Linked DNA regions of Homo sapiens: regions 2 and 3 are each linked to region 1. A link is a contact called in ENCODE Hi-C or POLR2A ChIA-PET data. All regions are on one chromosome and are shown on one strand. Each heading gives the region's core, a stretch centred on a gene start or an enhancer-like site at or near the end of the contact. The rest is flanking DNA. Distances are from core to core; before and after follow the strand shown. Region 1 has its middle 19 kb from the start of PREX1. Region 2 overlaps PREX1 (phosphatidylinositol-3,4,5-trisphosphate dependent Rac exchange factor 1). Region 3 overlaps PREX1 (phosphatidylinositol-3,4,5-trisphosphate dependent Rac exchange factor 1).

Region 1 (3,426 bases), core at 641-3,140:
GGGCAACATGGCAAAATGCTCTGTCTACAAAAAAAATATAAAAATTAGCTGGGTGTGGTAGTGTGTACCTGTGGTCTCAGCTACTCGGGAGGCTGAGGTGGGAGGATCAATTGAGCCTGAAAGGTTGAGGGTGCAGTGAGCCACAATTGTGCCACTGGACTCCAGACTGGATAACAGAACGAGAGCTTGTCTCAAAAAGAAACAAAAAAAAAAAAAAGAAAAAATGTAATGATATCGAGAAATTGGAACCCTCATATAGTGCTGGTGGAAATATAAAATGGTACAACCACTTTGGAAAACTGTTGACAATTTCTCATAAAAGTTAATCATATGACTCAGTTATCCCACTCCTAAGTATTTGCTCAGGAAAAATGAAAACCTACATCCATGCACAGACTTGGCCAATATTTATAAGTGGCTCTTTCATAATAGCCCCAAAGTGGAGACAACCCAAAAGATTCTTGCAGGATGAACACACTGTGATTTATCCACACAATGGGACACTACTCAACAATGAAAAAGAACAAGCTACTGATACGTGGAGAAATCTAAAAACATTGTTTATGTTGAGTGAAAGAAACCAGACACAAAAAAGCACATAGCACATGATTCCAATTACATGGCAGGCAAAACTAATTTATAGAAATCAGAAGGATGGGGGCTGACTGGAAGGGGACCCGGGGGAAATTTCTGGGGTGAGGGGAATGTTCTAGATCTCGATTGGAAGGGTGTACACACGGGTGTAGACATTTGTCAAAATGCATTGAGTCATATATTCCAGACATGTGCATTTCACTGCAAGTAAATTTCACCTTAGTAATAATATGAAAAAACACCACCAAAGCCTGGAAAGGAATACTCTGACAAGTTAAGAGTGTTTTATCTCTATATGGTGGAAATAGAGGCAATTTTCATTTTCTTCTATATGCTGCTCTGGGTTTTCCAAGGTTTCCGTGATGCACACACATTCCTTTACAGAGCAGAAAAGAGTTTCAAAAACAACACGGCCTATACATTATAGATAAAGCATATGTGTCTCTTTTGTGTGTCTTTTATTTATTAGTCATTTGGGGAGGGTTTGTTTTTTTTTTTTTTTTTTTTATAAGAGAAGGAAGAGGGAGGGCAGGGCAAAGAAAGGAATCCTCTCAGTTTTTTCAGAGCACTCTCAAAGGCCCCCTCCTCCATGAAGTATTCCTTGATCTCTCCCCCAAATCTCTGCCTCTGCATAACTCATCTTAACTCCACTCTGACCCAGAAGGACAGGGTGCTTTCCTATTCTCTGAGAGCCTAGAGCACAGAGCTTTGCACAAGGTGTCTTGTTGGTCTGGGATCCTAGCACTGTCTTTTTAAGAAAGCCCCAAAGCAGGCCCCGGGTGTGGGTAGGCCCCTTGCTGGTCATATTTTCCACCCACCGCTGAACCTATCCCAGGCTGATGAGGAACTGAGAGGGTGACCTCCTAGCCCCTGGAGGGTAGGAACACATACTTAGGGGACTCCCAGAGGCTTTGTAGAAACTCCTGCCTCCCCTTGAAAGGTCAAGCAGCCATCTCTGGCCTGTCCTCTCCTACTTTTGGGTTTTCTTCGCCTAGAGTGAGGCACGTGGGTGGGTGGGGGCTGCAGCCGGCTGTAGACGGGAGTGTCCAGCAGGCACATGTTGCTTCTCTCCTGGCCCTCTGGTCCCCGAGGGAGCTCTGTTAACACTCCCAGGCACCCCATCCATGGGGCTGGGAGACTGTTTGCTGGGGCCACCTTTGGCTGGGGAGCAACTGGGCCACTGGCATTGTTTCTGTCTCCAGCAACACAATAGAAGTTTTGCTGGGGTCCAGGGAGCGTCTACAAAGTGCTCTCCTTTGACCGCCAGGAGCGGCTGCCTGGCTTTTAATCTCTGGTGTGGAGTGGGCAGGGCAAGACCAAGGTGGAGACTGTTGTACTGTAGGAGGGTCGGGCTGTTTTCAAGGGGAGTGGTTGTGTGAGATGAACGAGGTGCCAGACAGCAGGATGGTGGGGGAGGAGACAGCGAGGACATCCCCATCTATTAATATAAGGTGGGCTGGGAGACCACCAAGCCAGAAGTCAAGTTCAAAAACCTGCTGGAGAAAGGAGTGAGAATGGACAGAGGATAAGACCACCTGCAAGTTCTTTCCTCTCCGCCGTGAAATTATATGCGGGATCCTCCCTTGCACTTCTCCCCTGGGCCAATCCAAGCCCCACTGCCTGCAGCCCCCTTTCTGGACATGCACCACAGCCTGTAGCTAGTCTCCTTGTTTCCTCTAGGCCAGGCTTTGATTTATTGGCTATGTGACCGTAGGCAAGTTTCTGTAATTCTCTGTGCCTCAGTTTCTTCATCAATAAAATGGGAATGATTATGGTGCTGACCTCATGGGGTCGGTGGGAGGACTTAATGAGTTAATATATACGGAATGTGCTTAGAACAATGCCTGGCACACAGTATCTACTATCAAAGTGTTAGCTGTGATCATTTTTATTATTATGGGCCATCGTCCATGCAATAGCCTGTGAGACCATTTAAAAACCTGAGTCACATCATGTTACATCCTTGTTTAAATTCCTCCCCTGGCTGCCCACTGCACTTAGCATAAAATCCACACATCACTTTTGAGGCCCTGCTGGATCTGCCTGTCTCCACATTACCACCTCACTGGCCTCCTCGCGGCTTCTGGAAAGCTCAAATTTGGTCCAGCCTTGGGGCCTTTGCACTTGCTATTTCCTCTGCCTAGAAAGCTCTTTTTTTTTTTTTTTTTTGGAAACAAGGTCTTGCTTTGTCACCCAGGCTGGAGTGTAGTGGCACAGTCACGGCTCATTACAACCTCAGCCTCCTGGGCTCAAGTGATCCTTCCACCTCAGCCTCCAGAGTAGCTGGGACTAAAGGCATGGACCATCACACCTGGCTAATTTTTTTGTATGTTGTAGAGACACTTTTCGTCATGTTGCCCAGGCTGGTCACAAACTCCTGGCCCCAAGCAATCTTCCTGCCTTGGCCTCCCAAAGTGCTGAGATTACAGCGTGAGCCACTGCGCCCAGCCTAGAAAACTCTTCTCATGCTTTGCAGAGTTGGTTTTGGCTGTGCATTTAGATCTCAGCTTATTTATTACCTGCCTATGGAAGCCTCCCCTGATCACCTTATCTAGGTGTGTGCCTCCCTGTATTTTTCTATGAGAACATCCTGTTTATTTCTTAGCTGCTGTCAGTTATGGGTTAATTGTTTAATATCTCCCTCTAACCGGAAATATAAGCTTCACGAGGGATGGAACTTTGTCTTAGTCACTGTGTTATCCCCTACATCTTGCATAATGCCCAGTGCATAGAGGAGCTTAGTAAATGAGAGTTCGTTACATGAATGAATAAAGGAATGGAAAAAAGACTTGAGGATCACTCATGAGAGAAATCACATAGATGGCGATGCCA
Region 2 (3,426 bases), core at 244-2,743, 110 kb after region 1:
CCACTGCACACCAGCCCCTGCAACAGTGTGAGACTCCGTCTCAAAAAAAAAAAAAATTGATTCACTTAACAAAACTTCAGTGAACTTATTTAAAAAGAGAAATTTGCATCATCATTGAAAATAGAAAATGAGTGCTATAAATAGAAGGTAATTGTCAAAATAAATGCAGTAGAAACCAAACGGTATTACCGCATTCTATCTAGAAACTCTTAACTACTTGAGCCTTTCAGCCTGAGGCTGCTTACATCACACCAGCTAAGACCCTCCTTGAGCTAACTGGACCTATTGAAAAAGGAGCCAGCGTTCTCAGTGTGTGATACAGTGTTTTTTAATTTAAAATCATCTTTTTAATTAAAAATTAAAATTATCACGCCTCTTCCTGCCTGCTCACGGAGGATAGGTTGAGTCAGTCTGTCTCAGGAGTTTTAAAGGCCACACCTCTGTAGGTTGGGTTTCTGGAAGCTGGCGATTTGCACACAGGTGGGCCCTTGGAAGCAGCTAAAGGAGAGGTTGCAGAGGCTCCACCCCAGCCACTGATAGTCCCATCTGGAAGGAACTCTGGAACTAGGATAGCTCTTCAGATTATGCACAATTGCAGCAAGTGGGCAAGGCCTTTGCACCCTTGTTGCCCAGTGGGCTGTCCTCAGGAGTGGGTGTACCGCCTCAGACAGGTGGCCCTCTTAGGCTGAAGGCAGCTCTAGGAGAGGGCCTTAGCTGAGGGTCATTGTCAGCCAGCACTCCCAGCACCTGGGGTAAGGGGTGTCTCTGTCTCTGTGACAGGCATTTGAGGAGTGCACCATGGCATCCACTGCAGCCCCAAAGGAAAGAGGTGCTGGGTCCACTCTCCTTCCCAGGCTTGTTTACTCCATTTACTCCCTGCTTGGAAACATTTTCCCATGGCCATGGCAGCATCTGGGCTGGTGAGATGCTAATCGGGAACAGAGCTCTTGCAGACAGGCTCTCCAGGAGAGGAAGGGGCCCTGGCCCACAGTCCAGCCCGCTAGTGTCACCTAACTGATCAGATGGGGGAAGAGTCCCTCACCCCCTTTCCCCAAAACCCAACCACTAACTACTGAGTTTATCATAAACTAGCACCGAGTGGACATTTTCTTTGTGCTGGGTTCTGTTCTCTGTGCCTTACAGATATGCATTCATTAAAACTTCACAACACTCTTTAAAGGTGGTTACTATTATTGTACCCATTTTACAGATGAGGAAACCAAGGCCCAGAGAGATTAAGTTATAGGGCAAGCTTACAGAGCTAGGAAGCATCAGAGCCAGGATTTGAGCTGACACAGTCAGGCTGTAGAGTCTGTGTTTTTTACTCTTATGTGATGAGGTCTCCTGAAATACATAGTAAGCATCTCCTGTGTGCCAGGCTCTGCACTAGACCCTGGGGATGCTGTACTAAGTAAGACAGACTTGCTCCGTGCTGCCACGCGGCTCGTAGGTGGGAGAAACAGAGGGTAATTTAACAAATGAGGTCATTTCAGATGCCAGTGCAGACTGTGAAGAACATAAAATGCAGATGTGGTAAAGAGTGACTCTGCCTGAGGTTGCTTTCAATCGGGAGGTCAGGGCCAGGGCTGCTAGATTTAGCAAATGAAAACAAAGGACACCCAGGGAAATTGGAATTTCAGGTAAACATCAAATAATTTTTTAGTGGAAACATGTCTTATGGAATATTTGAGACATACTTATACTAAAAAAAATATGTGTCTGAAATGAGCATTCACCTGGGCATCCTGGGGTTTATTTTATATCTGGCAACCCAAGGGTGGGATGGCCTTTCTGAGGGGTTGGAATGGGATGATCTTGGGGAGGGTGGTCTGGACCAAGGTGAGAAAGGGCAGAAGCCCTGAGCTGGGAGCAAGCTTAGCTCATTTGAGAGAAGAAGGGAGACTGGCGTGGCCAGAGCAGAGTGAGTGATAGAGAGAGTTTGAGGGTGTCATAGTGGGGGCAGGGCAGATCCTGTAGGGCTTTGCGTGCCGAGGTGAGGACTGTAGATCTTATTCTGAGTCAGTGAAAGCCATTGCAGGTTTTAAGCACGGGAGTAGTGTGGTCTGATTTCTGTTTTAACCCCCCTCTCCCCACAGCTGTATGGATGGGTAAATAATTTGGGGAGACTGTTGAGAAACTGAGACCTGATTCTCACTTCTCTCCTCCCCACTGGAGAATATGTCTGCATGGGCCAGCTCCTTCCCTCTTCTGGGTCTTAGTCTTGCTGGCTGTGAAATGAGTGGTTTGGAGCTGATGGTCTCTGTGGAGCCACTGTCACCTGGGTATTGTGGACAGCAGCTGCCACCTCTCACAATCCTTGAGCCTTTCCTGGGGGTGAGCTCCCCTCCCCTGGCTGTTTCCAGCCAGCAGCTGTCCCCTTCTCCCCCCAAACCCACAGCCACATGTTCCGTACCCACCACATCTGTGTATGCACAACTGTTTGTCCGTTTCTTCCTGGCAAAGCAATCAGAGCCCCATGTCGGGCCTCCAGGAGGAAATGGAACACTTGGACTCTGAGCTGTCAAGAGCAGCGTTTCCGTATTTGCAGGGTCTCAGGCCTGAGATGCAGCTGGGGTCAGGCTGGATGAAAGGACACAGGCGTGATTGAACTGGGCACGGTGCTGCAGAGGGGATGTTGTCCTTTGCTAAATTTAACTTCTCCAAGCCTCAAGCGTTGGGCCCCTGCCCTTCCCACAGGCTGAAGGAGAGGAAAACATTGCAGACCTTGTCGTAGAAGGGGGCTCAGGGGATGAGGAATGACAAACCAGTGGTGAGCTTGTTACCCCCTCTCCTGCACCTGTGGCAGACATTCCTAATCAATCACAGCATTCTGTCTCTAGGCTTCCTGTGGGGCCCCAGAATCCTCCTCACCAGTGTTCCAGCTGGCACTACCCAGTGACTGGGGTTGGTATGTGGGAAGAAACCGATTTGTCCCTGCTTTCTGGCCCAGTCCCTTCCCTTCATCTCTGTGGAGATGGACAGAGAGACCCTGTCACCTCACTAAGATTTGGGTCCATGTCTTTCATTTTCTGCCTTTAAGAGTGTGCATGTATCAAAACTGTCTTTGCTGTACGTGACAGAAACACCAGTTCAGATAGGCTTAAACAAATACAGGACTTTACTGATGCATGTCAGTGAAATTGTTCAGGAGTGTAGGTTGGCTTCAGGCATAGCTAGATCCAGGACTCCGTATGATGATTTCAGGACCAGGTCTTTCTCTGATCTCAGGCTCTGCTTTTATCTGTGCAGTGCTGATTTCACTCTTGGAGAATGGGAGGGGCTTATGGGGTGCATGCCTCACATGGTGGCAGGGGTTCAACAGCAGCTCAAAGAGAGTTTCTCTTCCCAGTGATTCCAGCTCGAGTCCTTGCGGGCTCTTGCGGCCCAGCTTGGGTCACATGGCCACTGTTATTAGGACGGGGAACT
Region 3 (3,426 bases), core at 417-2,916, 77 kb after region 1:
TGCAAAATTATGTGCAACCGGTGATGACAGCCATGCCTAAAAACTGCAGGAGACGCCATGGAAGGTGACATGTTGAAATATTGACAGTGGGCACTGTCAGAATGTGTGATTTCCAGTTTTCTTCCTATGACTTTATTAATTTTCCTGATGAAAGGCAACTGTACATACTGAAACCAGAAGACTCAACCAGCACCTTCTAAACCTGGTGCCCCATCGCAGGTGCCTGGGGAAGCATGTTAACAAGGCAGATGCCCAGGCTCCTCCCTCTCCCACTGCGTTGGAGCCTCTCAGTCTTCAGGGCCCAGGAATCAGCATTTCCACTGAGTGCCCCAGGTGATTCAGACGCCTGCTGTAGCCTGAGGGTCATGGATTAGGGCTGCCAAGGGGTTGCCTTGTGATTGCAAAGGTTTGCAAATCTGGGTCTCCAGTTTCCTTTCCTTCCTCACTTCTGCATGGCCAGATTTTTTTTTTTGAGATGGAGATTCACTTTGTCACCCAGGCTGGAATGCAGTGGAGCAATCTTGGCTCACTGCAACCTCTGCATCCCAGGTTTAAGTGATTCTCCTGCCTCTGCCTCCCAAGTAGCTGGGATTACAGGCATGCACCACCATGTCTGGCTAATTTTTTATTTTTAGTAGAGATGGGGTTTTGCCTTGTTGGCCAGGCTGGTCTCGAACTCCTGACCTCAGGTGATCCACCTGCCTCAGCCTTCCAAAGTGCTGGGATTACAGATGTGAGCCACTGTGCCTGGCTGGCCAGATCTTGCCTGTTTGTCAAGGTCATGCTCAGGGTCCTCCCTGACCTCCTCTGAGCTGCTTTCCCTGCCCTGCTGCCCATTCTCGGGTTCGTGTACCTCCTGGAGCCCTTCAGGGTTATCTGGGAGCTTTGGAAAAAGAGCTGATTTCCTGGCTTTTCCAGACCTCTTGAGTCAGACTGTCATTTCCTGGTATACCTCCTGGGCAAAACATGTGTTTTGAAAAGCTTGACAGGTAATTCTTATGCCCGCTTCCTGGGCATCAGACCCACTGACCTAGAGATGGCTCCCACCTGGCTTTTAAAACCAGATTTCTAATTGTTCTTTTTAATTGGTAAAGATAGCACATATTCTTAGCAGACAATTGAAATCCTGCAGAAAATTTTAGAAAGTCCATTCCGTGATAAACCTCAAATTTACCTCCTTGGGCTTACAAGTGATTTATGGAGCACCTGCTGTGTACTGAGTGTCCAGGCTGCCGCAGTGCACAATACAGACAAAAGCTCTCTCCCTCACCGTGTGTGCAGTGAAGACAGACAGTGAAGGTGTCAGCCAAGGAAAATTTGTAGTGTTCTCAGGTGGTAAGTGCTATGGAAAAACATGAAGCAAAATTAGAGGGCTGGGCTGCTGGGAAGATGTGGCAGTTTTCAATGGTGTGGGCAGGGCAGGCTTCACTGAGGAGGTGACGTTTGAGCAGAGACCTGAAGGAGCAGAGTGAATGAGTCATGTGGTTACGTGGTGACAGGCGTTCCAGGCAGAGGGGACAGCCAGTGCAAAGGTCCTGTGGCAAGAGCCTGTCTCATGTGTTTCTGCACCTTCAAGGGTGCCAGTGTGGGAGGAGATGAGGGAGAAGGGAGTTGCGTAGGAGGTGAGGTCACAGAGTGTGAGCTCATTCTGATAGCGCAGCCTCTGTTGGAGGATTTTAAGCAGAAAGGCAACATGCAAGGGCTCTTTGATGTACGAAGCCGGCCCCATGCCTAGTGGGTGCTGGGGCTCCTAGAGATGCCCCAGCGACGACGGTAGAGTAGGTGTTTGTGGCTGTCCCTGTGCCTGTGGTGGGCGGGGGACACCTCTCACACACCTGGAGAGGATCCCCTCAGGATTCAAGGCACGTCTCATTCAACGGGGCAGCCCCTCATCTCCCCTCCCCCGCACCACCACCCCCAGCCTCTTTGCTTCAGAACCTGAGAGCAGACACAGGCTTCCTGTTCCCGAATCTTCTTAGAAGCAGGGTTGGGAGGCAGCGAGGGGGTGTGTGTGGAGGGTGGCTCGTCTCTTTGGCAACGGGCCTCAAAGAAGCCAGGGCTTCGTGGATGCACAGTTGTAGAAGGAATGGGAATGGGGTCTGGCTCTGCCTGAAGCCAGAACGATGTATTGGCCCTCAGGGCTTGAGCCAGGACAACCCATGCGTGGACAGTAGACAAACCAGGGTGGACGGTGACAATCTCCTTTTAAACCCTTTGCTGAAAAAAAAAAAAGGGAATAGTTTCTGTTGCAGGATAATTACAGACAGTGAAGTGCACAGCTCCATTGGTGATTACGTATGCATCACCACCAGGTGAAGATCTAGAACATTCTTTGCCTCCAGAGTCCCCTTGAGCCCCTTGCCAGTCTTTATCCAGCCTTGAATGACGACTTTTCTTTTTTTTTTTTGAGGCAGAGTCTCGCTTTGTCACCCAGGCTGGAGTGCAGTGGCATGATCTCAGCTCACTGCAACCTCTGTCTCCTGGGTTCAAATGATTCTCCTGCCTCAGTCTCCTGAGTAGCCACCATGCCTGGCTAATTTTTATATTTTTAGCAGAGACGGGGTTTCATCGTGTTGGCCAGGCTGGTCTCGAACTCCTGAACTCAAGTGATCGGCCGCCTCTGCCTCCCAAAGTGCTGGTATTACAGGCGTGAGCCACTGGGCCCGGCCGAGTGACGGCTTTTCTAACCTCTGTCATCAAAGAAGGGTCTTGCCAGTTTTGGGACTTCGTAGATGTGGAATCCCACGGGTGGCTGCACCCTTTTGTGTCTGGCTTCTTTCGCTTGGGCCATGTTTTTGAGATGCGTCCAGTTTGCTGCGTGTGTTAGCAATTTTCTTTTGATTACTGAATCATTTTCTGTTGTGTGAGAACACCACCATTTGTTCATCCGTTCTCCTGTTGATGGACATTGGTAATTTTAAAATTTGAGTTTTTATTGTGTTCCATTCTCTGTGCTAAGCACTTTATGTTTTGAGTGATATTTCCTTGAATCCTCAAAAGAACACTGAGAGATAGAGGCTTTTACTCTGTGTTACATACATAGGAATGGAAGCTTGGAGGCTTATGGAACTTCACCTCCTTTCCCCTCTTAACCAGTATTTATTCAGCATCTTCTGTCTACCTCAACCCATGCTGTGGATTCAGCACAAGCAGCCAGAGACCCTCACCATCACGGAGCTGGCAGTGCGCAGAGAGGAGGACTCTAAATTAGCAAAATGCATAGAACAACACTTTGTGCTACCTGCATTACAGGGAATTAAAACAGATTATCGAGGTAGAGGGTGGCTCGGGGGCGACTTGTGGCTTGGGTGAGGCTGCTTCAGCCAGGATGGTCAGGGGAGGCTCTCTGTGGAGGTGATATTTGAGCATCCTGTGCAGTGACGATGAGGGGCGGGGAACAGCACGTGCAAAGTCCCTGAGGTAAGA

The links. Hi-C counts contacts between places; a loop is a spot of excess contacts on that map. ChIA-PET counts read pairs that join two places held with the same protein, here RNA polymerase II (POLR2A). Pooled maps may share reads with other maps.
Region 2: a pooled map shows a loop between it and region 1 (7-fold over the local background). The contact joins two enhancer-like sites. A Hi-C loop is called at or near these places in 8 of 37 single-sample maps with no recorded cell type and 10 of 50 pooled maps. POLR2A ChIA-PET finds 5 or more read pairs at or near these places in 6 of 52 experiments (B cell, GM12878, H1 and 3 more).
Region 3: a pooled map shows a loop between it and region 1 (7-fold over the local background). The contact joins two enhancer-like sites. A Hi-C loop is called at or near these places in 1 of 168 maps with a recorded cell type or tissue (endothelial cell of hepatic sinusoid) and 9 of 50 pooled maps. POLR2A ChIA-PET finds 5 or more read pairs at or near these places in 2 of 52 experiments (BJ and activated CD4-positive, alpha-beta T cell).

The regions. Positions count from the first base shown.
Region 1 is chr20:48,845,040-48,848,465 of GRCh38, reverse strand. It overlaps a transcript of PREX1 not described here. Among named protein-coding and RNA genes, the nearest start is that of PREX1, 19 kb to the right of the region's middle. RefSeq lists an enhancer at 1,473-1,752. Within about 2 kb of position 1,890, at least 5 of the 41 ENCODE cell types and tissues checked have a DNase peak (open chromatin) inside an H3K27ac peak, as active enhancers do; they include GM12878, where a contact is called at or near this core.
Region 2 is chr20:48,737,643-48,741,068 of GRCh38, reverse strand. All of the region lies in intron 3 of PREX1 (phosphatidylinositol-3,4,5-trisphosphate dependent Rac exchange factor 1), which reads left to right. Among named protein-coding and RNA genes, the nearest start is that of PREX1, 89 kb to the left of the region's middle. RefSeq lists an enhancer at 368-477. Within about 2 kb of position 1,493, at least 6 of the 41 ENCODE cell types and tissues checked have a DNase peak (open chromatin) inside an H3K27ac peak, as active enhancers do; they include GM12878, where a contact is called at or near this core.
Region 3 is chr20:48,767,756-48,771,181 of GRCh38, reverse strand. The region is part of intron 1 of PREX1 (phosphatidylinositol-3,4,5-trisphosphate dependent Rac exchange factor 1); the gene reads left to right. Among named protein-coding and RNA genes, the nearest start is that of PREX1, 59 kb to the left of the region's middle. Within about 2 kb of position 1,666, at least 9 of the 41 ENCODE cell types and tissues checked have a DNase peak (open chromatin) inside an H3K27ac peak, as active enhancers do.